Linked DNA regions of Mus musculus: regions 2 and 3 are each linked to region 1. A link is a loop called in an ENCODE intact Hi-C map of the cell type or tissue named here. Cell type or tissue: left cerebral cortex. All regions are shown on one strand.

Region 1 (8,000 bases):
CATGTCTGATATTGAATGAAGACAACAAAAAGGAGGTGCAGATGTCAGAGCCAAGAGTTATAGAACCCAGCAGATGCACTGGGATGAGGACAGTTAGGGACTGGAATGTGACAAGACTCCAAATGAACTTGGAGGTTCTCTGTAATTACCCTAGCAGAGAATTAAGTAGTATTGCCATAGGGAGGGGGACCTGGGATTGGTGAGGAGGTCCTGGACTCCGTATGGGGACAGGGGGAGGAAGAAGAAACTGGAAAGCAAAACATGGATTTAGACTCATCTCCTCTATAGAGAGCAGCTTTTCTGAGCCAGAGCCTATCAGAGAACTGAGTGTAAGGGGAAAAAATCACTTAAAAGCAAACATTGTTGCCCTTTGTTCCATGAGCAGGGTCTAAAAGAGGTTCCTGTCTATCCAAATATCTGGAAAACTGGAGAGTCTTAATTAGTAATCAGAAAAGGACCCCAGGAAGGGAAAGAATATAGACCTGCTCACTGTGTTCTTCCAGTTTCAAATGCTTCCCCAACCCAGGTGATTTACACTCTAGTAACTAGCAATGATTGACAGGCAAGAAGGTGTCTAGCTCACTTTTATTTTTCCCCTAGGGGACCACATTTGAGTTTCTGATTGTTTTAAACTCAGACACAGCAACTGTGTTAAGTTAGGAGAAATTTGCCCCCCACCCTTCTCTGGGATCTTTCTCCAAAGGGAGCAGACTTTATCTCAGTGTTTCATTTTGTTTTGAAACAAGGTTTCACTCTGTAATCCCCACTAGTCTGGAACTCACTTTGTAGACCAGATTGCCTCAAATTCACAGAGATCTGCCTCTATCTCGACTAAGGCTTGAAGGGCCTTACTTTCTTTTCTGGAAGATGTTTCTAGACTGACCTAATCCAATTGGTTGAAGGAGAACCATCAAGGAAGCTATTGAACAACAAGAATCTATCTCCACCACTTTGCTACAACAGTGTAATTACTACATTCTACAGTTTATCCTTATGAACACCGATAGCTGTGGCTACTATCAGCTTCCTCAAAGAAGCTTCTCTTTATAGCAATTGGAGCCCTACCTAGAAAACCACAACTGGATACAAGGCAGAGATCATGGGGGAGGCAAGGCCCCAACGGATACATCTACATCACAGCTCCACTCTCTACGGCTCAGGGAACATGGTAGAAGAAAGTTCAGAAATATTGGAAGAGCCAGAAGAGTAGGGACTCTGCTGTGATACAGTCTCTCATTGAATCAACATAAATAAAACCAGAGTGATATCAATATTGATATTGATATTAACGTTGAAGAGATCCTGTTTCTAGACTTGAACTATAGGTAACTATGAACATGGGGGGGTAGAATCAGCCTTTCTCAGGATGAGCATCTTTAATTAGTTGTTCAATGCAGAGTGGTCAGCTTTGAAGCCATATACACACCACCAATTCAAAACGGACGTAGCAGGTTTGATTTATATTTATTTGTGTTTACACACGTGCATATATATGCAACAAATGTAATCAAAGACCAAGAGCTTTTTTTGGGGGGGGTAGGAGTGGGAATGGGAGGGGGAGTTACTAGGAGGAGCTGGAGTAAAAAAATAAACAGGAGAGTGATGTAACTCTGTTTCAAGTAACAACTTAAAATAAAAATAAAAAAAATAAAACAATATTCTAAGACAACCAGCAGATGTATTTTGAGACTTCTGTCCCAGAGGAAGTTGTCTATTAAGCTGTGTGCTTTGAAGTGTTTGTTTAGACTTAGAGAAGTCAAATGTGATGGTGCAAGAACATCAGCAACAGGCTAACCAATAGAAAGTCCTGAGAGTAGATGCTACTCAGAAAATGAGTCTGGGGAATCCACCCATCTGATTTGAGATAGAGGAGACCATTATAGCACTGTGTACAGGCACCAGCGGATAGTCTATGGCCAGGGATCATTGCAGAGCTCAGATTTAGGTGTTAGAAGCCTTCACATCCCATCCAGATCATCTGGAAGAATGGGCCACAGCTAGGCAGGTGAATACACAGGCCATGGCAAAGATCACTGTGTGCTTGAATCCAATCCACATAACCAATCAACAGCAACTGGCAGGGGGTGTGGGAGGAGCCTTCTTAAACTATTTAACTAGATTTATCCTTTTTTTTTTTTTTAAAAAAAGCATTTTCCAAACCAGAAAATTAGCAAAGTACAATGTCTCCCCATTCTCCCCCCACCGCACACCCCTGAAACACACTTATTTTTGCCACCTTCTGGTAGATAATAATATTTGTGTTGTTAAATTTTTCAGGTTTTCTGGAAGGAAGGTGGGGGTGTAAAAATGAACTGATTTCATTAGCATCTTCAGAAATAAAAGGAAATGGTGGCTTCATTATTGAGACAGAGAAGCCAGCTCTCACATAAGGATATTCACCACCCAGCCTATTAGTGCTGATATTTCCTACTGGAGTTTGGGGTAGAGGTAAGCACTTAATTCTCAGCTTTCCTTAAGTATCAGCTAGTAGATGGGTGTGCTCCAAAGGGAGTTAAGCTCAGAATCATGCCTTATAAAGATAAGACTCGTTAATTATCTGGATTTTTTTTATTATCCAGACGTTATTAATACCTCTCCAGGATGTCTGTCTGCTGTAGATGAGCCTGTGCATTTAATAGCAAAAATACCAGTGGGAATAGGAAACTAGCAGACACACTGGAGTTCAGATGCAGCTAGGCCCCTTTCATGGGTTCAGAAGTCCTTCACCAAACTGACCAAAGTTTTCTTCACAAAATAGTGGCCTGCCAAACAGTTTCTGGATCCTTCATGGAGGAAAAAAAAAAAAAAAAAAAAACACGGCAAAAGAGCTTGAAAGAGACCTCTTCCCATAACACTAGTTACTGGCTAGACATATGCATCCTACAATCACAAAATTTATTTTAGACTCAGTCATATCTAAGACTGGAAACCCCAGACTGTCCCATCCCAAAGTAAAAAGCGCCAAGTTTGTCGTCTGGTCCTCCCACCTTCCTCCTTCCAGAGGGTTGTCAGTCAGCTTCTAATTCCCTTTTAGTTTTCCCCAGCCTCGGACCGAGCTTGCAGAGAGCTGCAGTTACCAGCGAGTGCCCCAACGCGGATAACCGGATTTGTCTCCTCCTCCCAAGCTGGCTGCGGATAGGAGACACCGAGTTACTGCCCCCGAGGGAATCTCAAAAGTAGACAGAGCCACACGTCGCCGACCGATCCTTTCTGTAGCTGGGTTAAAGAGGAGAGGGAGGATCGGGGCGCAGGAGGCACCCCATCTTTCTCCTCCCTCCCTCTTCTCCACCTCCCAAATTTGGCAGCCTTGTGTAGCTCCCGGTCTGGGGTCTGGAGGGTGGAGAGTGTGGGTGCGGGGGCCGGCTGGAGACGCTCTCGCTAGCGCTGCCTGTGGCCAAACCCGCCTCACGTCCCCTCTCGGCCGCACACGCGTCCACCGCCACTCGCGCGCTCGCTCGCGCTCTCGCCTGGCTAGGTCCCTCCTGCTCTCGCCCGTCTCCTTTTCCTTTTTTTTTTTTTTTTTTTTTGGTACCATAGAGTCGCTCTGAAAACAGAAGATAGAGGGAGTCTCGGAGCTCGCCATCTCCGCCGATCTCTACATTGGGAAAAAAAACATGGAGTCAGCTCCGGCAGCCCCCGACCCCGCCGCCAGCGAACCGGGCAGCAGCGGCTCGGAGGCGGCCGCGGGCTCCAGGGAGACCCCGCTGACCCAGGACACGGGCCGCAAGAGCGAGGCACCGGGCGCGGGGCGCAGGCAGAGCTATGCGAGCTCCAGCCGAGGTAGGAGACGCTGCGACCAGGCTCCGGGCAGGGGGGCGGCGGGAGCGGTGCGCCGAGCCCGGAGGGGACCAGGCACCCCGGGGGAGCGCGCGCTCGGGGAGCGGGCGACACGCGGGGTCCCCGGGACCGGTGCACGCGCGCGCGAGCCTATCGTGGTGCCCTGAGCGACCGGCACCCCCGCCCCTCCCCCCGCGGCCCCCCACAAATGTTGCAAACTTTTGCAAGCCAGTGCTGGGCTTGCGGGAGAGGGCAATGGGGGACGGACCCGAGCGTTGACAGCCAGACGACTCCAACCCCACCTCCCCCTTGATTGCATGTTTTATTTTCTGCAAAGAAGAGCTATCCAAATTAAATACGATTCCCCCCACCAAAAAGAAACCGAGATGGGGGAGTGGGGGTAAAGAAACTTTTAAAGCGGTAGTGTCCTTTTAAGAAGGGGGAGGGGGTCTGTTTGTGGCTACTCGCTTTCTCGGTTACCTTTTCTGCTTTTGACAGTTTCCCTCATACCCATCCCCACCACCCCGCGGTAGGAATCGAGAAGTGTTCGAATCCTCCCTCTCCCGGAAAAGCTTGGAGGTTCGGGAGGAGTGAGAGACCTAGAAGTCTCAGGGGGCGGAAGGGGGGCGACGCGGGCAGCTTCTCTTCTGCAGCTCTTGGGGGTAGGCTTGGAGGACAAGGCAGAGAGATCCGGGTCCCAGCGCGCGGGATGTTGTGGAGTTGATTTTCCCCGCCGGGCAAAAGGAAGAAGCGCAACTTTGTAGCCGTGGGTTCGGAGCCCGCAGTCCTAGAGGAGGCTGGCAGGGGGCGTGTGCAGCGCGCGGAGGGAGGGCAATGGTGGAGTGGGGCGCTCCACGCGCGATTGGAGGGAGCGGCTGCGAGGCAAACAAGCCGAGAGAGAAAGCCGAGAAAAGCACCCAAACTTATTTCTGCTCTGGGAATCCTCCGCTCGCCGCGATGCCCAGCGTTTCTGCCGGAACCTGGGGTTGATCGGAGTTGAGTGCTGGTTGGCCAGGGCTAAGGAGGCAGCCCTTCCTGGGCCTTTGGTTCATTTTGTGTTGGTGTCTGGAGTGTGTGAAAGAGAGGACCTGGGGAGACAAGGGTGCTTGCTCCTCTCCGGTCGTTTTCCAAAAGTGGTCTAACCGGGGGAGCGCGGGTGGGGGGAGCTGACTTCTTTCTTAAAGGTGTCAGAAGCTGCTGTGGGATCCCCACCCCCTCCTTCGGGGGTGGGGGATTATTTATTTGAATGCTCCTGGAGTTTGCAAAGAGCAGGAGGAAGCTGCAGCTTTAATTACTGTTGTAAATAATGTATAAATCACGCCTGTCACTCCGGAGGAAGCAGGCTCCTGCGAGCCACCCAGGGGCTTGGGACAGAGTGGATCTCTCCAGCCAGGTTTGGCGGCTATGGGGTCTGTGGGGAGACGAAGGGGGGACCGAGAGCCCCTCCCTTCCTCTTGGATGTGTTAGTTGGAGGTAGGAACATGGCTGATCATGTGCTGGCTGTTTTACAGTATTCTCCCCTCCCGCCCCACCTTAGCCACACCCCCTGTCCGGGAGCTTTCCCATTCACGGAATTCAAGTACAGTAAAAGCCATCCGGATGACATATGCTGCTGCTGGTGGTGGTGGTGGGGTACCATTTAATTAAAGGCGATTTCCGAAGAGTGTGTCGAGGCTCTGTTTGAATCAGGGGAATGGGGGCGACAAGGACCGGGACGAAAGGAAAGGGGTGTGTGTGAAGGCTTCGGGTGGGGGGCGGCCGCAACGGACCACCAGTTCTGCGAGTTTGTGCAGAGCTTTTGGCTGCAAGGAGTCTATTTAGAGCCCGAGATTTGGAATGCGAGCGGGTTATGTAACAGGGTTAATCAGAAACGCTGGAGAAAATCCCCTTCATGTGTTTGGAGGCTTTTTTTTTTTTTTTTAAAAGAAGGGGTGCACAGTGTCTAGTAAGTGGCTCTGATTTCTAGTTTGTGCCTTTCTTCTTTCTCTAGCCCCTCCCCACCTCCCCTGCTTTATTAACATCTTCAGGTGTCATTTCTGCCAGGTGTGTTCTTGCAATAGATGGGGTGGCAGGCTGCAGAACCAACTACAAATCTGTAACTCGCAAATTATATAAAGCCGGGGAATTTGGTACCCCCCCCGGCCTCCCCAAAGATCCAAGGAACAAAAATAGAAGCAATGTGCACCTTCCAGGATGGCCTGCTGACCCATATCCCTCTACCCCCTAGAGCCCCCACCCCCATTCTTTGAAGAAACCTGTCTGTTGTCTGTTTCTCCAAGGAGATTTAATGGGAAGGGGGGAAGGAAGGCCCAGACACTCCACTCACATCCGGCACGCAGGCACTAGGTTACATAACAGTCTGAATGGAAAAAAGGAAGGTCAGACATGGAGGCATCCTTTAGCCAACACAGCAATAGTAATATCTTCCAGGAACTACTTGCAGTTGCAGACCTTGACCTCAGATGTAGTATCTACTTCTCAGGGTTGCCAATCTTGGTGTGTGTGTGTGTGTGTGAGAGAGAGAGAGAGAGAGAGAGAGAGAGAGAGTGAGAGAGAGAGAGAGAGAGAGAGCATCTGGGAGAAAAAGAGAGACTATGTAAGTATGCTGGGTAGTTGTGAGTGCTGTGCAAATGGGAAATGTTTGGGTTTTTAGATGATGTAATGGAGTTGGCAGAATATTCAACTCGGCTCCTGGAGTGTAAGCATAAGAAAATTGGAGCTGGCATCCCATATTAATGTTGCATAAATTACAATATCAGAAAGAAATTAACCTACACACTAGGTGATTATGCCTCTTAAATACTTAAAACATAAAAGCACAGGCTCAAAGCGCAAAGCAAACACCACCACCTCACAATTAGCCTGTGCCACCTCCTGGAAGGTGAGTGAAGGTTCTGGGTGAATTGGGAAGCTTCCTGACTCGGGGAGGCGTTTTCCAAGGGGCTTTGAGGGCTTGTTTGCAGCCGGCAGATGCTTGGAGTCTATAGGGATGGAGGGTGTAATTCTCATGACATTGATGTGACCTCATGAGATATTACCAGGGTAGATTTGAGGCTATTGCTACATTCCTACGTCCTAGGAATCTAAGTATGAAACGGATTAGAGGCCTTCAGTGCCTGGGCTTTCCAAATCAGATGTGTGCTTTCATAATCTGGAAGCTTATCTTCCTGTGCTCCTTACAACTCCAAGGGAATGGTAGCAGTCTTAATGAAACCCTTCGATTTTCTAGAAAGTATTAATGACAGCTGGTTTCACTCTGCCCTGTCTTTACAGCACTGTGAAAGAGGCGGAAGAAAATAAAAGACAGGCAAGAACCAACATGATGGGTAAAAATGAAAGGAAAAAACCCACCGTGAATCTTTAATTTTACGTGGCTTTCAGGGGCTTTAGGGAGCTGTGAGCATTGTGACATAACTGTTGTTAGGAACCCTTTCCCAGAATCTCCATATTATATGCGCACCAGAAGCTTGCATATTGCACATCACTAAAGTTACCCTCACAGGACCCTGCACCACATAGTGAGTGGGTTCCCAGTACTGGTGTGCAAGGCTTTTAGGACAGGCCAACCTAAGAGAGAGAGAAAAAATCAAAACCAAAGGATGGGATTAACACTGAGAAGCTGGGTGGGATGGAGGGACCGCCCCCTGGAAGCTCAGCTGAGAGTGACTTAAAAGTCAATTAACAGGGCCTGCATGGCTCTGCAACCCAGAGAGATGCTGGAACTGTCTAACTCCTACACTCTGGAAATGCTTCCCTTGCCCTTCTCGCCAGCCCCTGCTGATCGATGTTCTGGAAGGTTCTCCTACCTAGAGATATGGCAACTTTTCTAGAGATGAATGTTCAGATTAGTTTCTCTGGTTGGGAGAAAAATTCCTTTGCCAGAGGAATGGGATAAACTTTTTTTTTCTTTTTTAATTGAAGGACTTGAATTTTCTGGGAAATTGCTCATAAAAGCATTTATAATTATACTCTTTAAAATGCAAAGGAATAATTTTAGAAAATGCATTTCATGATAGTTAGGGTAACCTTTCTGTTGCTTCCTCCTAATTTCTTGTAAAGAAATGAATTATTAATCTAGAATTTGAGTTCCGAGTGGCTAAAATAGTTAAAGCACACCCATTCTCTCTTTTCAAAGTGGCACTCTGAGGAGCCCTGGTCTTTAGAAAGTCTGTTTGTAACCCCGAAGTATGGTGGATGCCTTTGTAGAACCTGGGTTCTGGCAA
Region 2 (8,000 bases), 250 kb before region 1:
AAGTATAGTCCCAAATGTATTTAGGTATGAACGTTAGAAGCACTGATCTGGCCTGAACTAGTTTTGGGTATATACGTAGTAAAGAAAGACTGTCTTCTAGTAGTGTTTAGGGAGAATTCTCTATTTACCATCTTATGCCCATACATAATTAGGCATGCTTATAATTAAAATCAGATACATTGTGGTGAGTGACATTTACAACAAAGAGATGATTACATAATCTGTTAAAGCAGAGAACCAACCAAACTATACCACATAGAAACCTTTCAGTCCCAGAAAAAGAGACTCCAGGTTATAGCTTAGGCTGCTAGAGTACACTCACTCATGTGGCCAGCTGTCATTCTTTAATATTTATTATCATTTAGCTTCAAACAAAATGATCTTGTTTCTTTGCGAAACACTGTGAGCTCTTATTTCTAATCCTTTAGAGAAAAGGCCCAGAGCATGGGCGCACCTGACCTAGACCTTGACCACAGGTAATGTAACTGACCCTTGCAAGTTGTCCTCTGACTTTGACATGTGGACCATGGGACATACTTTCATGCACATTACATACATATGCACACAACACGCATAAGTCAAACAAAATAAATCCCTTAATAATTTTGAATAGTGTGCTCTGAGTACCTAAGATGTTCTTGGTTACTGCTCAGAATATTTCTTCTAAATATCATTGCTTCTACTTCATAAAACTGGGGAGTTAAAAATGAAAAGGTTCGGCGGTCTCCATTTAGATATAGTTTCCAGACTTTTAAAGTAGTCTTCTGCATGAAAAATACACTTATTTCTGGGTGATAGTTTCATGGTGAAATGAGAATTTTTTAACCCCAAAATACAATGCCTTCAATTAAAAAAATATTTTTTTATTCATCCAGTGAGTCAAAATGAGATGTCCAAAGCATTAAATGTCAAGACATGTCACAGTACCTAGTGACCCAAAATATGTTCACTTAAATATGCATGTTTCTTATTACAATGTGCAGATGTTGCAGGCAAGCCTTAGTTCCCAGACACAAAAATAGGCTCTAGTGGTCTGCAGCACAGTAGGGTCACTGAAGTTAGCAGTGGGGTCTTGCAAACTCCAAACTGCCTAAAAGAGGGTTTTGAATGTTCTCATAAAAATTGATGAATGTTAAGAATGGCTGCCATTCGAACTGTCCTGATTTTATCACTGCATGATATATACATTTACTGAAATCCTGTAAATATGACCCATTTTCTGTCCATCATCTCTTTCTTCATTTAACTTATCTATCTCTCAGTGTTGGGGGAGGGGGGCAGAACTCAGGGCCATGGATAGGCAAGTGCTCTACTGCTGGGCTATATCCCAACCCCCCTCAAACTTTATATGGACATCTCTTAAATATTAATAAATTTCTTTTATAAGTCAGTTTTTCAAGCATGGTGTCTCTCATGTGGTATTTAAGAAAGACTGAGAGCTTAGACTAGATCAGATCGCTACTTGATGCAAGGACAATAAAAGTAAAGTACAATATCACTTAACCACTGATAAAATGATGTGTTAAAATAAGTTCCACTTAGTATTTCCACCTGCAATGTCAGGTGTCTGTCTTCCCACTCACCTTGGAAGGAGAAACTTCCCTGCCTTGGCCCACCTCCACTGCTAGCTGCTAGTGTTGGATTGTAGAGAGTTTGCAGGGTCTGTGCATTGCTGGGACCTTGGGCTCTCTGCTAGGGAATCAGCCACCTGCCCTAGCCCCAGCCACGATGCCCTTCCTTTTTCTTCTTGTGGTCCCACTGCAAGTTCTAACTGAGAAAGCATGGTCCTGGAAACCATGAAAACTGAGGTAGGGGGACAGTTTCACTTGTTCCCTATCTCCCTTTCCCCCTATCCATAGTCCTAACTGGGTTCTCAACACCCTCTCCCTCCCCTAAGAGATCACTTCCCCCAGCTTGTTTTTGTTGGCCTTAGACTGTCATATTTGGAAGCATCAAATTTTAGCTACTCCAGAGCTATGCTCTTGATGGTGGGTCCTGTCCAAAAAGGAGCAGCCAGTCCGTGCTTCTGTTGGGGTTCTGAGATATTTTTGGTTCTCTCAACTTTTGGAAGCAAATTCTCCAAACTATTTTAAATCTAGGTGTAAATAAGGGTCTCTCTCTCTCTCTCTCTCTCTCTCTCTCTCTCTCTCTCTCTCTCTCTCTCTCACACACACACACACACACACACACACACACACACACACACGAACTTGCAATGTACCCAAGGATGACCTTGAACTTTGGTCCTCCTATCTCCACTTCTCAAATGCTAAGATTACCAGCAGGGGCGGCATCTGCTTTTTGCAGTGCTGAGGATCAAACCCAGGGCTTCATGAACGCTAGGCAAGCGCTCTGATGACTGAGCCTTAGCCCACCCCAACATCACTGATTTTTATATATCCTGGGGAATAAGCCTTGATACACAGTAGTAGTTCTAACAGCCCACAACCCCCATGCTTCTTATAATGGAAACTAGACTACAATTGCTATCACAAATATGGGTATGCTTTTTTTATTTTCTCTGTTGAGCAGTCCAGAGTTAGGCATCTGTCAGTGTTGGTTCAGCTGCTACCCTGTCCTTGGGAGATCAGGACTTTTTTTTCTCCCTATAGCATGTTAGCTTTTTGTCTTCACAATTCTGTCTATCAAAGTTCCTGGCATCACAAAGCACACTGTTAGTTTAATTCCACCCTTGTACCCCTCCTGCCATCCTGCAGAGCCCAACTGATCTCTCTGTTCCAGGTCTTTTACTTTGGGGACATGTCTGTGCAGCATCTGTGTGTACACACAGAGGCCAAAGGTCAGGTTTGCTCCTCGGGACCACTATCCATCTGGTTTTGTGGAGACAGCATCTCTCATTGACATGGAACTCTTCAGTTTGGGGAATCAGGCTGATCAGTTCACCCCAGAGCTCTGCCTGTTTCTGCTTCTCTGGCAGTTGGATTACAAGTGTGTACCAGCATGACTGGTTTCTTTACGTATGGATAGAACTCAGGCCCTTATGCTTGTGTCTATACCTAGCCCTCTAATTCCTCAACAACATCACTGTAATCCACCTTCCATATAGAACCAAGGTAATCTTTTCTAGAATACAACGCCAGATATTCTGTTTCTATTGCTTAAAAGTCTTCAGTGAACCTCTAGTAGGAGTTAGGAAAGGATCTAGACTATTCTTACCTGCTTCATGCATCCACAGAAGCAGCCACTGTCTCCCCATCATGGACCCTCTCTAGTACTCACCGCCTCTCCTTATGTCCTAGTACACAGCCTCTCCCCTCCCCAAACACCATGCTTATCTTCACTATAGATCCATCATGCCTGCTTTATCCTCTGGTCGAAATCATCCTTGTCCAACAGGGCCTCCTGCCCTCTGCTTCCCTCCTTCCTAACTGTTCCTATTTCCCACATCTCTGTGGTAACTCAATCTCACTTCACCATTCTTATTTGAGTGATCTAGGAAGCTTTTCCAAAATGCCACCTCTAGTCCTTGTTTTATGGCGTCAGAACTGATTGGCCTGTGACAGTCCCCAAGCATTGACATTATATTGCAAGCATTCTACTATGCAGCTTCGACTGGGAGCTCCTAGGCTTCAGGGCTACAGGCAAGGGACCATGAACAATACTTTGAGATAATCCTTTAATGTTGACATTTTCATTGACTCTCTACAACTTAACTTGATGAGGCAGAATTAGGGTGCTCATTCCTGCCCTGTATCCCCTATACCATAAAGAGAGAATTTGTGATGAGTCACGGCTTACAATAAGGAATGACAGAAAATGTTGCAAACTAGAAAGTATGTTCTCTCCATCCCTCCCCCGCTGTGTGTGTGCGTGTGTATGTGTGTGTGTGTATGTGTTTGTGTGTGTGTGTGTGTGTGTGTGTGTGTGTGTGTTTTCGTGCTTGTGTTCCCAGGGAGAACATGGTTTCTCAGCTCATCTTGCCCTCTGTCTCCCTCTTCTAGCTGCCTGGGAGTTGTCAGTCAGGTTGGGGAGATGGACTGAAACCTCAGAGGCTCTCAGCAAGCATGGAGCTGGCCCAAGTGGTCTGTGAGATGAACAGGCAAGGGTCAGAGGCTGACAGATGGTCTTTCTGCCACACAGACTGCAGGCAGATGGCTCTGACAGTTTGGACAAGGCTGCAACTTTGGGCCGCTGAGGCGGAGCCTTGAAAAGATGCTTCAAGAAGCCGCTAGATAACCCTCCCCTCTCTCCCAGAGAGTAGACATGGATTGGGAAGATTCACAGAAGGCAGGGAGGAGAAGTAGCAGCAGGGGAGGGTGGAAGGAGGAGACTGACGCTCATTCTCTTCAGGAAGGCCTGTAACTGTAACTTTCTTGCTGAAGAGTTTGAAGAGCCTCAAACTCACAGGCTGGAAGGCAACTGGGGTGATGCTTAAGCACACAGGAAGTCCTGTGCAAAGCTGCCTGAAATTTCTGCCCTGCTTCTAATTGGGGCACAACTTCTTGTGTGTATGTATGTAGATCTGTGTGCACATATGTGTGTGGATGACGACAGAGGTCAGCCTCAGGTGTTGTCCCTTAGGACTCCATTCATCTTTATTTATTTACTTATTTTGAGAGAGAGAGAGAGAGAGAGAGAGAGAGAGAGAGAGAGAGAGAGAGAGAGAGAGAGAGACTTTTACCTGAAGATAGTTGTCAAGCCCCAGGGAGCTGCCGGACTCTGTCTCCTCTATGCGGGGTCAGAAGGATGCACACCACACCTAAATCTTTTAATTCTGGGTGAACTCAGATCTTGATGCTACAAAGTTAGTACTCCCCGACCTGAGCTATCTTCCACCTAGAAAGCATCATTTCCAAGAGCCACCTAACATCTTTCCTCTCCTATTTCCTCTCGACAGTGGACTCTTCCTCTGTGGACAGCTTTGTGGGGCCATGTGCAGCCTCAGCATAGGGTCTGGCCTACAATAAATGCTTCTAATATGTGAGATGTGACTTGTGCAGCCTGAGGCTATAAAATAAGCAAACCAGCCTGTGCCTCCATGATCCAAACTCTTGGCAGATTTGCCTCTGCTGTGCACCAGTCTCTACCTTCCTCCTATATGCTCCAATTTCAATTTACCAGCAGAGGCAGTTTCTACTGGAAGCAAGGAGATGAGGGATAAGGTACAAGGCATAGGCCCAGGCATGAGGTAGCAGTCCAATCCTGTTGTTATCTATTTAAGCAGAAGCCCCAGCCTGGTCCTCAGCCCCCTCTGCCGCTAATGTCTACTTCCAATGAGCTCTGTAGAGAGCCCAGATGAGGGCTATTCTCCCTCTCACACTTTGGTCTGTGGGCATCTGGGGACAGCTGCTGCAGTAAGTACAATTGTCCCCTTGTCCCCACGCACCAGATTTTGCAGGGCCTCTTGGCACATGCCTACAGTCGACATTTAATTAACATAAAACACTATAAAACACTATTAAGACAGGAGCTAGATTGGGAAGCTGGCAATTCCCCAGCCCCATGCAGCCAAATCCCCAGACACAGGTATGTCCTTCAACTTGTCTGGATGTTTGGAGACGTGCATGTCCTTTCCCGTTCCAGATCTGTCACCTCGGGAGCCAACCCCCACCAACATCCTCTGGCAGACCCTCTGGGGTGGAGCTTGAGGACAGGACTTGAACATTGCATCCTTATGTTTACGGCAAGGGCTTATTGTCTCCTTGGCTGACTGTAGAGCATTATGGCTGCGTGCCAAACAACCTCTGCAATGTGTAGGCCCACCCCAGAACCATGAAGATCACTCTAATCATCTTTCCTTGCTTGTATATGTCTGCTGTCTTCTTCCAACCTAGAGTTCTCATTCTCCAGCAGCTACTTTCCTTGTTGATCTGATGACTTCTTGAGAGGACTTCCTGTCAGGTCTCGTGTGCCTGCCAGTTATCTGAATTATCCCAGTGTTGGCTGATTCTACACAGAAAACAGAAGTATGTCTATCAAACTGCTCTGCAGACTAAACCCATGCAGTACCCTTAGCAGCTAAAGATACATTGGACTACGTAAGATGTGGCTACCGTGGACTAGGAAGTCTTAGGTTCTAATGAGAGTCTCATACACTGACTTCACTTTAGTGTGATGTGGGGACACATTCAAAGTCCTCTGGAAGCAGAGACAGGACTGGCTGTCCTTCCAGGCAGGAATGACGTGGGACATCAAGAGACCCAAGGACCCTGAGAACAGCACTCCCAGCCAAGGTCTTCTGATAGTCACATTTTCTTGGCTATGGCTGCAAAGTCATGGAGCTGAATGTTAAAGGGGTTCAGAAAGGACCTTGTGAGTCATTCCCTCTGTAGCCTAGCCTGGTCTGGGATGTCAACACAGGGTTTTACTGACTTGTTATCCCTTAGGAGACCAAGATTCCCTAATGAAGAAGTTCGTGGACTCTGTGAGGTGCTATGTTTTAGGATTAGTTTTAGCCTGTTTCCCTTTGTCGGTTTCTCTCCGACTGTTCCTAACTCCTAGAAGAAACTCCTACCCAAGTTTACTGGAATCCAGAGGTGGGGCATCGAGGTTTACCTAGGGTTAAACTGCCACATGGGCACATTTGCTTTTCTTTTTAATTGAGCCAAGAGAATTATATAATTTTCCACAAGTTACTTTGTTGGAAAACCAGTGACTGGGTGGGGGTGGGAGTGGTGGGTAAGAGAGGAAACAGAGCAGATGGAAGCCCAAATCAACACCAGAAATAGCCTCCACAAAGATACGGTGCAGCGGGGACATGGTGATTATGAGCATTGGTTGTCCTGGGCTAAGGTCTTATCTGGCTACTTCCTAGTTGGCATCTGTGTCTGAGTGTTCATCTCTTCGGTGCTGTCTACCCTTCCTTTGTATTTGTTTCTACAGAGCAGATCTTAACCCCTGCTCTGTGAGTGTTTACAGTCTGATTAGATACACGCTCACAGTTTATGTGAATCTAACTTGAGAAGCGTGGTCTATGCACATAATCTGGGCCTTACCTGGGAGCTTGCAAGGTTGCTGGCTTGCAAACCCCCCCACTCTATAATTAATGAATCTGTATTTCAATCAGGTCACAAGTGATTTTCTTGCACATTAAAATTTAGGAAACTCCACTCACCACTTGCCTCATGTGACTACATAATAGCATCATGTAGGGAATATTCAAAATTACAAAAGATTGACTGCTCTTCTTATAGGTATCCTCATGTCATTGATATGGAGTCAGCCAGGTCAACTGTATGTCTCAAAACTTTAAGGTGAAACAAATCCTGAAATCTATAGTCCTCCTCAATGCTTCTCAACTCTCTGGTACCTGGCTATTCTGTTTCTCCAGTTCCCATCCATCCGGTTACAAAACATGAAAGGGTCATGTGCCATGGATGCAGTAACAATGTCAAACTGGTACAAACACTAGTAAATTCTTACCCAACTTTTTTTTTTAACTTGTCACAAATTCTTTACTGAGAGTCTGAAGACCCATAGTGGCCATTGGAGTATACTCTGAACTCAGTATAGACAACCCTCCACCCCAGTTAAAACACCGACAATACTTAACCCCATGCACACCGGCATCCTTCAGGTCAAGGGTTCCAGAGACTATTGGACACAGTCTTAGAACACATATTTTCTGAAAGGTGCTATTCTGCTGTTCTCAGTCCTTTAAAGGGTTCCCTAATGACACCAATATGTATATGTACACACACACACACATACACACACACACATATATGTATATATAATAAGTAATATATATAATAAATATATTATAAATAAATTCTATATATACACATACATTTTTCATTACCCCCTTTATGGGAGCTTAATCAGCTACACTGAATGGTTAAGTAACTTACCCAAAGTCGTAGTGGAGGTCAATAGAGGCAGCAGGCTTTATCCCTAGATCTCCCAACTCTTGGGCCTAATTCTGCTGCCCCACCTGTAAGCACTTGTAGTAAAAGCAGGAGACTCCCTCACACACCAGTCCTTCTGTCTTGTCCCTTGGGTTCCTAAATATACTTGATCACACTGCTCCCTCCTCATCT
Region 3 (8,000 bases), 64 kb after region 1:
AGGGACCTGGCCACGAGGTGGGGTCCTGGATTATCTGGGTGAGCCCAGTGTCACCAAAGAAGCTGGAGATTAAGGTGAGATGAGAGGATTTGAAGACAAAAGGAGAAGCTTCATACAAGTACACAAATGTACGCACACCCACTCACATGTAAGAACACGCACTTACATGCACACACACATGCACACACACACACATGCACACACATGCACACACATGCATGCACACACACATGCACACACGCATGCACACACAAGCATTAAAAGGTAGAAAAAGGAGAATAGTTTCTGTCAGAGAACAAGAGTAAGACGGGCACCCTCATGTTCAGTGTCACCAGGCCCAGCTTAGGCTCTGGCCATAGAATGTTGAAACAGCAGGTATTTTGCCCTTTGATTCACTGTACAGAGCTGTGTTCACCATGTCAAGTATACAAAGCCTTACTACTACACCCATTGGGCAGATGAGAGGAAGAGATCAGAAAGACAGAGGAAGTTCCGTTGCATCAGAGCGGCAGTCCCTGTGCAGTAGGGATTCATCCTCAAGTCCTATTTTAGAACCCACACTGAGAACTAAAACACTGCCTCTCCAGGAGTCGATGTCTCGAGTCTGTGGCCCAAGTCATATGGCTTCCTTTTGGCCCATCTCTTCAATTTTACCAGGCTGGAGGAGCCAGCAGGCAGGTTCATGTTGGGACACGGGCAGAGGAAGTCAGAAGTCGGTGATGAATCATGTGAATTTTTCCTTTTCTTTGTTAGGTACTATTGATGTATGCTGTTTTCTTCTTTCTGGGGCTTTTGGTAAAGAAGGAAGTTGCCAAGGGTGCTGCTGAAGGAGAACAGGAAGTGGTTCCAGCATCCACTGTACCATCAGTAGCTGATGGAGAGGCCAAAAGAGGGCATGCTTTTCTCATGAAGCGAGTAGGAGTTAAACCCACCTCCAATATTAACAGGGAAACAGGAAGGCTACAACGATCTTAAAGGGCTGAAAAATCCCCGAGGTGGCTCAGCTAGGCCATTCCTCTCTTCTGAGTAGAAAGGACAAGAAACTGGCCAAGGACTCGGAGGAAAATGTTTATCTTCGCTGGAGCAAATCTTCATCTCCATCAGAAATTAACAATGCAGAACCTGGAAACTGGGTAGCTGAGGCACAGAACACCATTTGAGGTGCTATCAGGGAGGACCACGGGCCTAGCAGCATCCACAGGACCCTGAAGAGACACACTCCTGATTGAATGGTTTTGACCATCAAAGTCAAGCAAGGGACAGAAAGAAGCCCAGACTTGCTTTGGAGCTGTGTAAAGGTAGTGGGAGTGAGACTCTGGAGATGCTGGTTAAAGACAAAGGAAGGCTGGGTTTAACTCCATTGGTGCCTGAGGCTGTAAGTGGCCACCTACTGTTCAGATGGGGGCATCTGGAAGATGATATCTAAGGCCATCTTAGTCCTTGGCTGGAAGGATTCAGTCATTTTACAGCTTCCTTTCTAGTGTGAGTGCCACATTAGAGCCATGGGTAGAGCCACTGGGTGGGTGGCAGAATGACTGTTGGGGTGAGAGGAGGGAAGGGGTTCAGGTAAGGGCAGCTGGGTGTGAAGCGTGCAGACCACATGCCCACCAGTACACAGGAAGCCTTGGGTCTCATCTCCAGTATCACGGCAATAACAGCAAGATAAGGAGATATGACAGAGAAATGGGTGCTTAGTGAAAAGTTCCTGCAAGAGGATTTGCCCAAGCTAGACACAATCTAATAAATTATCTCTTTGGCTGGTCAGGGAATGGGTGACAGATGCTATGTTCTTTTGTACATGGTAGCTCAGAGTCAATTGCCCAAACACAGCTGGTACCTTCCAGAATCAGCATTGAAACTCAGTGCTTTGATTTTGCGTCCAGATTCCCTCCCTCCCTCCCTGACTCCCTCCCTCCCCCTCCCTCCCACTGAGCTGTCTCTTGGGGGAGTTGTCATATGCACCCAGTAATAGTTAATGACATGGAAAGATGTCCAAGAGATACAGCTAGCTCAATAACGCAGGCTGTGAGATCGTTTATTTACTCCAGAAATGTGAAGTGGTATATCCCATTGGACTGCCAGGTAGCTACTTCCACGTGTTGAAGTTCCAGTTACTGTTAAGATCTTTTCAGTAGTCTGCACATCTCATACCAGAAATGGCATTCTGGGTTTTCATGGATGCTAATTGGATGCTAGGCTTTTCAGACTCCTTTGATGGAGTTTTGTCAGAACAGCCTCTGCCAACTCTTGTAGAGGTGGTAGGTGGGCATCAGGTGGGTATCCTGAAATGTCAGCAGAGTAACCGCCGTTAGGACTGGCTTTGCATGTAACTACAGGAGGGATGGATTATGAGGAAGCTGTAGAAAAAGAGAAAGGACTGTCAGGAGGGTGGAGTCTGTATAGTTAGGCTGCTGCCCCCTTGGAGGGCTCTGAGTGCCAGGTTAAAATTTTAGTGTTATATAATCAAGCCAGCCATCATTCCAGACCAAATGGGAGAGAATCTCGGGAGACTCCATCCCTCTCTGAGAGGTTTAGGTAGGTGGTGGATGCTGGGAAGGGACAGTCAGCTCCTCTCTGTACATATGGGCAACACTAACTGGACTCAGTAGGTTAGAAGGAGGAGAAGGAGGAGGAAGAGGAGGAGGAGGAGGAGGAGGAGGAGGAGGAGGAGGAGGAAAAGAAGAAGAAGAAGAAGAAGAGGAGGAGGAGGAGGAGGAGGAGGAGGAGGAGGAGGAGAGGAGGAGGAGAAGAAGGAGGAGGAGAAGAAGAACAACAACAAACAATAGCAAGACAAAGAAGATGAAAGAGAGAAAGAGTATGCAGCTTAGAATGGAGTGTGAGCAAGGAATTAGTTTGGAGATAAGTTGAAAGGAAGGAATGGTATGGATATATTCATATAAACAAGAAAAAGTTTTAAGAGTGGATAAATAAAATAAAGGTCCTGAGTCCCACCGACTGTGAAGCCCTAACTCAGTGGTGGTAGTGGAGGTGCTGTGTGGAAAAAATCTTCATAAATGTAGGAAGAAATTAAATGAAGAGTGTGTTTAAGATGTTGCTTTTTCAGCACAGGCTGCGGGAAGAAAACTCACTGACCCAAGCTTGATTGACCCTAGGTTGTGACGCGCTATCGCCACCTGGTGGTCACATGGCCAAATTGTAGGTCTAAACTTCAGATCCTAAGAGTTTAGGCAGAAAACTTCACCAGAGTCAAAAAATCCTAGTCAAGTTGTCTGCATCCCCTGAGAGTTTTAAAAGTCTATAAATATCTGCATAAGAACTGAATATTTCATATTTATCTGAATGTCTTAGTGATGTAGGCATTGCTGCTTTGAGGAACTCAAAATCATTCAAATATAGCAGATAGAAAAAAAAAATTATCTCCAGGAATACACAGATCTCTGAGTCCAGCTGGAAGTTGAGAAGACTCAACAGCTTTGAGCCTTGTAATGAAGGGATAAAAAGACTTTTTAAAAGCATCCCTGGCAGGTTGATGTCTAACAGACTTAACTGCTAAGAAGCAAGTGAGCAATGATTCTTCCAAAAGTTCTCTTTTCAGCTGATTCCGCAGCCTGACTCATTGGCGTTGCAAGGGCTGCTTCTGGAACAGAGCTGTGGCTGATCCTGTGACTTACTTTTGTCACTGTGTCCAATCGGACAGAATCAACAACTATGGCTTTTTTTTTTTTTTTTTTTTTTTTTTTTTTGTGGCTGTCTCTTGTAAATCCAGGAAGGGCTGACCTTAAGAGGAGAGGTGCACGCTGGCTTCAGAGCCATGTGTGCTGGTGAGGAGGCCCTGGGAACGAAGACAGACACATTCACACAGGCAGAACAACTGACATACACAGGAGTCTCGAGGTTAGACCCTTCCTCTGGCTTCACCTCTGAGCAGCTCTGTGACTTTGGGCATGGCGATCTCTCTGAGGTCATGCATTCCATTCCTGTACAGCTAGGTTTTAGATTTGTTCTCCTGTAACTATACCTTAGGGCCAAAAATCTGCACATGAGTGTAAGTGCGGGAGGAATCCAGACGTGTGTCAGAGTCCCTGGAGCTGGAGTTATAATCAGTGGTGAGCCATCCAACACTGGTGCTTGGAGCTGAACTAGGGTCTTCTGAAAGCACTTTTAGCCCATGAGCCATTTCTTCTGCCTCAGGGCATGCAGTTTTTTCTGGAAAGTACCAGGGATGCATAAAGTTGAGTTCTTATCTTCATTCCTCCTCTCCCTTCCTGGCATCCCCTTTTCTTCCTTTCCTTTCTCCTCTCTGCTCATCCTTGCCCCTGTCCCATCTCTCTCTGCCCATAATCTTGGTCTCTTCTTCAGCACTAGCACCAGCACCAGAAAGATAAACATAGTGAATTATCCTACTATTCCAAGGGACTTGCTGGTGCACATACATGTAATAGCTATTCAGTGGAAACTTCCATCTACCATGTCGAGAGCACTGTCGGGGAAGATTGTAGCCATTTGTCAGGGTTCCCAGAGGCCTCATAAGTAAACAGTTTTTCCAAAGAGCTCCCATTTTAAAAATAGGAAAAGCTTCTGACTTTGTTTGCTGTGTTTCTTCTCCCTGTACTGAGCATCCTCCCACTGGCCAGACTGCGCATTCTTACATCATTCCAGTCGGAGGCCTTCAAGGACTGAAGGCAGCTCAGTGTATAGAGAGAGTGGTTTCAGAGCACAGCCTCGGGCTGCGGGAAGGTTTTACTGCTTAGGTTCTGTAACCTTAGAGAAGTTACTTAATCTTTCTGGGATATATATATATATATATATACACACACACATATGTGTATATATATATATATATATACACACACATATATATATATATATTATCTGTGAGTTAATTAAAAAAACCTATAAACTACAGAGAATAATTGTGGGATTCAATGAGATCTCTTCAGATGCCTCATTAATCTTTATAACACATTAATGCAAATGTTACCTGTAACTTCAGTGTTGGTCCTGAACAGTGACAAAGAACGGGTTGCTTCCAGGTTTGACAGGATAATGCACCCTGACCTTCTGCTTGCTGAGATCTACTTCTCTCCATAGCCCTGTTTCCTTTCTGTTTAGAGAACCTCCAGGGTTCTCCAGGGTGGGGGGAGACTCCACATCTCTCACCTGTTTTGCCTATTAGAATTTGAATGGGTATTTATTTGAGGTAAAGTTTCAAACCACTCTCGTGGCATCAGTCTGCAGTAAAGGCCCAGGATGGAAGAAGGAGTTTAATAAAGGACCGGACTATATTAAAGCACAGCCGCTATAAAGCCATTGAAATACTCCTGAGACAGAGGGGAACCAAGGATTCACACAGCCACTTTTGAACCGTGAAGAAGATGGGACTGTCATTCTAGCAAGAAATCACCCCAACAGATGACAGTGAGAGCCGCATCCACAATCAGATTTCAATTGGTAGCATTTTCCTGGCTGAGAGTCGAGGAAGGCTGCCTTGTGCGGCTCAGTGCCTGGCATGGTACTGACACGGGAAGCTACTCCCTTGGCAGAAGCGGCAGGAAGGGGAGAGGAATAGGAACTATTATTCTGACAACGCATGAGTGTCACATTGCACATTGACAGCAGTTTATTTATTTATTTATTATTTATTTTTTGAGCTTGAGAAGAAGGAGTAGAGAGGACCCGGATTCTCAGAGGGTGTGGAGACATTTTGGGGTGTTGGGTAGGGGTGTTCAGTGTGGGATGACATAGGCAAGGTTCCACATCTGTCTTTACGAGGACCCTCTGCTCTTCATGGGCAGCCCAGTTTTCTTTGTTTGAGTTGACACATAATAGCAGTGGATGTTCTTGGGTGTTGTATTTTCCCGTGTGTGAGCAGTAAATAGCTAGGCTTGCTTTGGTGTTGATTGGCACGTGGGATTTGGGAAGAGGGGCTTCTTGGAAAGGGTTCTCTAGTTACTTAGCCCAGCTGTCAATTTCCATTCTATCTCCATATTGCTTCTAATTTTCTAAACATCATTCTTTATGCTTCTAGATTTCCTTAGCTTTTAATGGAGGGGCACTCTATTGCATCTACAGACCTACTACAGAAAGAATTGTTCCTCTAGCCTTTACTGATCTGGAATAAACAAGAACCATGACGTCTGAGTTGGAACAAGGAGGTGTAGCTCTCACTTCTCTGGAGGGGAAGGCTTGGTAGAGCCAATTCGTACAGACTCATGGGACTTACATAAGGACAATGGAAGCCTGTGGGGATTTAATAGCATTCTGCATGATAGCCTAGTTAGAACCCACTCCTCGCCTTTTCCCTGAGCAGGGCCTCCTTAAGTCAGGCATGCTCTTTAGTGTTGTGTAAATCTTGTCAAGACAGTGACAGCTGATTATTTAGGAAAACAGGAACTTGTCTTGCCCTTCAGTTCTGTGACCTCTCCACCCTCAACCTCCCAGTTGATCTGATGTGTAGCATGTTATCCCATCTGAGTGGTGCCCATATCCCATGATGCTGATCCCTAAGGGGTTGAGGATACAGGAAGAGAATGGATGTCAGTGGTGGCTCTGAAGGGCCTAGGAAACCTCATCATTGTGTCAGGGAAAGCAACAACTCACACATAGTTCAGATGGCTTTCTCCATATGTTTGTGATATGAGAAAGGTCATGGATCCTGCCCAGGCTGGCCTTTAGACCTCAGTGGATGAAATCTCCAATAGGAAAGTGTTCCAGCATTGACTGGGGGTCTTGTGCTGCCTCACCATTGATTGAGAACACTCACGGGTTAGTTTGAATCATAGCCCTAACGCCCCACTTTCCTGTTGCACTATCCTGGGCAAGTCATTGTATCTCAGCTGAACCTCAGTTTCTCCATAGGAGTCATGGAAATAAAATCCCCCCTGGGGAGAAAGAGATGACAGGTGAAATACCCCACGTGGCTCATGGGGTTAGCTGTGGTGGCCAATAAGATGCAGGATGCCTCTGAGATGAGACAGGGATATCAACTCTCCCTGATGAACTATGCAGGCAACCTTTGCCCCAGAGAAAACCAGCAGCCCTGATTCCCTGACCCAGCTATGCAGCTTCTATGTTCAATATCTGCACCTCTTCCACACACACCTGGCCCTCAATATCTAGCCTCTTCCCTTAGCATCCTTCCCCTACCCTCGAAAATAGAAAGTACACCTCTAGAATTATTTTGACTTGAAGATTAGAATCATGTCTGTGGGTGATTGGTTGGTACTCTTTCCTTGCCTCGCCTAACTTTATATATTCTAGAATCTTCTAAGGCCCTTAGATGGAGGGATTTCTGGCTTTTGATATGATGCATTGCCTCTGATTAGGCATAAGATTCTACATTTACCATGATACACAGGTCTAGATGTTATGAGCCCTGACCAATCAGTACCTACTAATATACTAACATTTCTGGCTTCTTTTACCCTTTTGATTTCTGCATCCATCGCCTCCCATGAGACATAGACATGTGCACACAAATAGATAGGCACATAAACTGATAGTTAAATGAAAATATCAGGTAGAATTTCAGTAGTGTCTGGGGCATGGATGGAATTTATTAGCAATGCTGGTTTCCACTGATACTTGCAGCCATGGACCCCGATTTATTTATTCACTGACTGATCATCCAATGTCCGTGGGGTTCCTGTGTGTGAAGAGTTCCTCTGCTGAGCATAGTGTGTGACACATAAAGGGGAAGACCTCTTCTGACCCTATTAAAGGAAGCATGTATCAATTCTGTCTTCTGCCAGATTCCCCAGTGACAGGGGCTGTATTTCAGGTTTTGTAAGTAGCAAGTAGCGGGCATTAAGAAGACCTGTTGCAAACATCCTAAGGGCTGTAGACAGGAGGCCTTGGAAAATGTCTGGAGCGGCCCCTTGAGGTGTTAGCTCTTTCATTACTTCATAACTAAACTCGAGACCATAAAACCTCAGGGCGCTCAGAATGTTTTGCCATGAAAGGAGGCGTCTGGTATAGAAAGCAGGATCTAGAATCCTATTAATTCCTAAACATTGTTAATTGAAGCATCAGGGCAGGGA

The links. Peaks named below come from ENCODE experiments on the same cell type or tissue, not always from the same donor. Only the 100,000 strongest peaks of a DNase experiment are listed, where the experiment ranks them.
Region 2: it touches region 1 in a loop (6-fold over the local background); 3 of 42 quality-filtered maps call a loop at or near these places.
Region 3: it touches region 1 in a loop (6-fold over the local background); 8 of 42 quality-filtered maps call a loop at or near these places.

Annotation. Positions count from the first base shown.
Region 1 is chr9:68,650,193-68,658,192 of GRCm38, forward strand. It overlaps Rora (RAR-related orphan receptor alpha), which reads left to right and starts at 3,594. Exons shown (of 11, transcript NM_013646.2): 1 at 3,594-3,780. The coding sequence starts at 3,615. It overlaps Gm31325 (a long non-coding RNA gene), which reads right to left and starts at 3,599. Exons shown (of 2, transcript XR_379584.1): 1 at 3,533-3,599; 2 at 2,875-3,216. In left cerebral cortex, CTCF peaks have their summits at 3,578 and 4,558; DNase peaks (open chromatin) are centred at 3,087, 3,404, 3,605, 3,730 and 6 more places; H3K4me3 peaks cover 3,350 bases; H3K27ac peaks cover 3,272 bases.
Region 2 is chr9:68,397,031-68,405,030 of GRCm38, forward strand. No RefSeq gene overlaps it. Among named protein-coding and RNA genes, the nearest start is that of Gm22169, 60 kb to the right of the region's middle. In left cerebral cortex, no CTCF peak of the experiment used is centred here; DNase peaks (open chromatin) are centred at 4,170, 5,338, 6,204 and 6,671.
Region 3 is chr9:68,714,034-68,722,033 of GRCm38, forward strand. The region is part of intron 1 of Rora (RAR-related orphan receptor alpha); the gene reads left to right. Among named protein-coding and RNA genes, the nearest start is that of 9530091C08Rik, 47 kb to the right of the region's middle. In left cerebral cortex, a CTCF peak has its summit at 3,137 (motif pointing left); DNase peaks (open chromatin) are centred at 3,123, 3,525 and 4,576.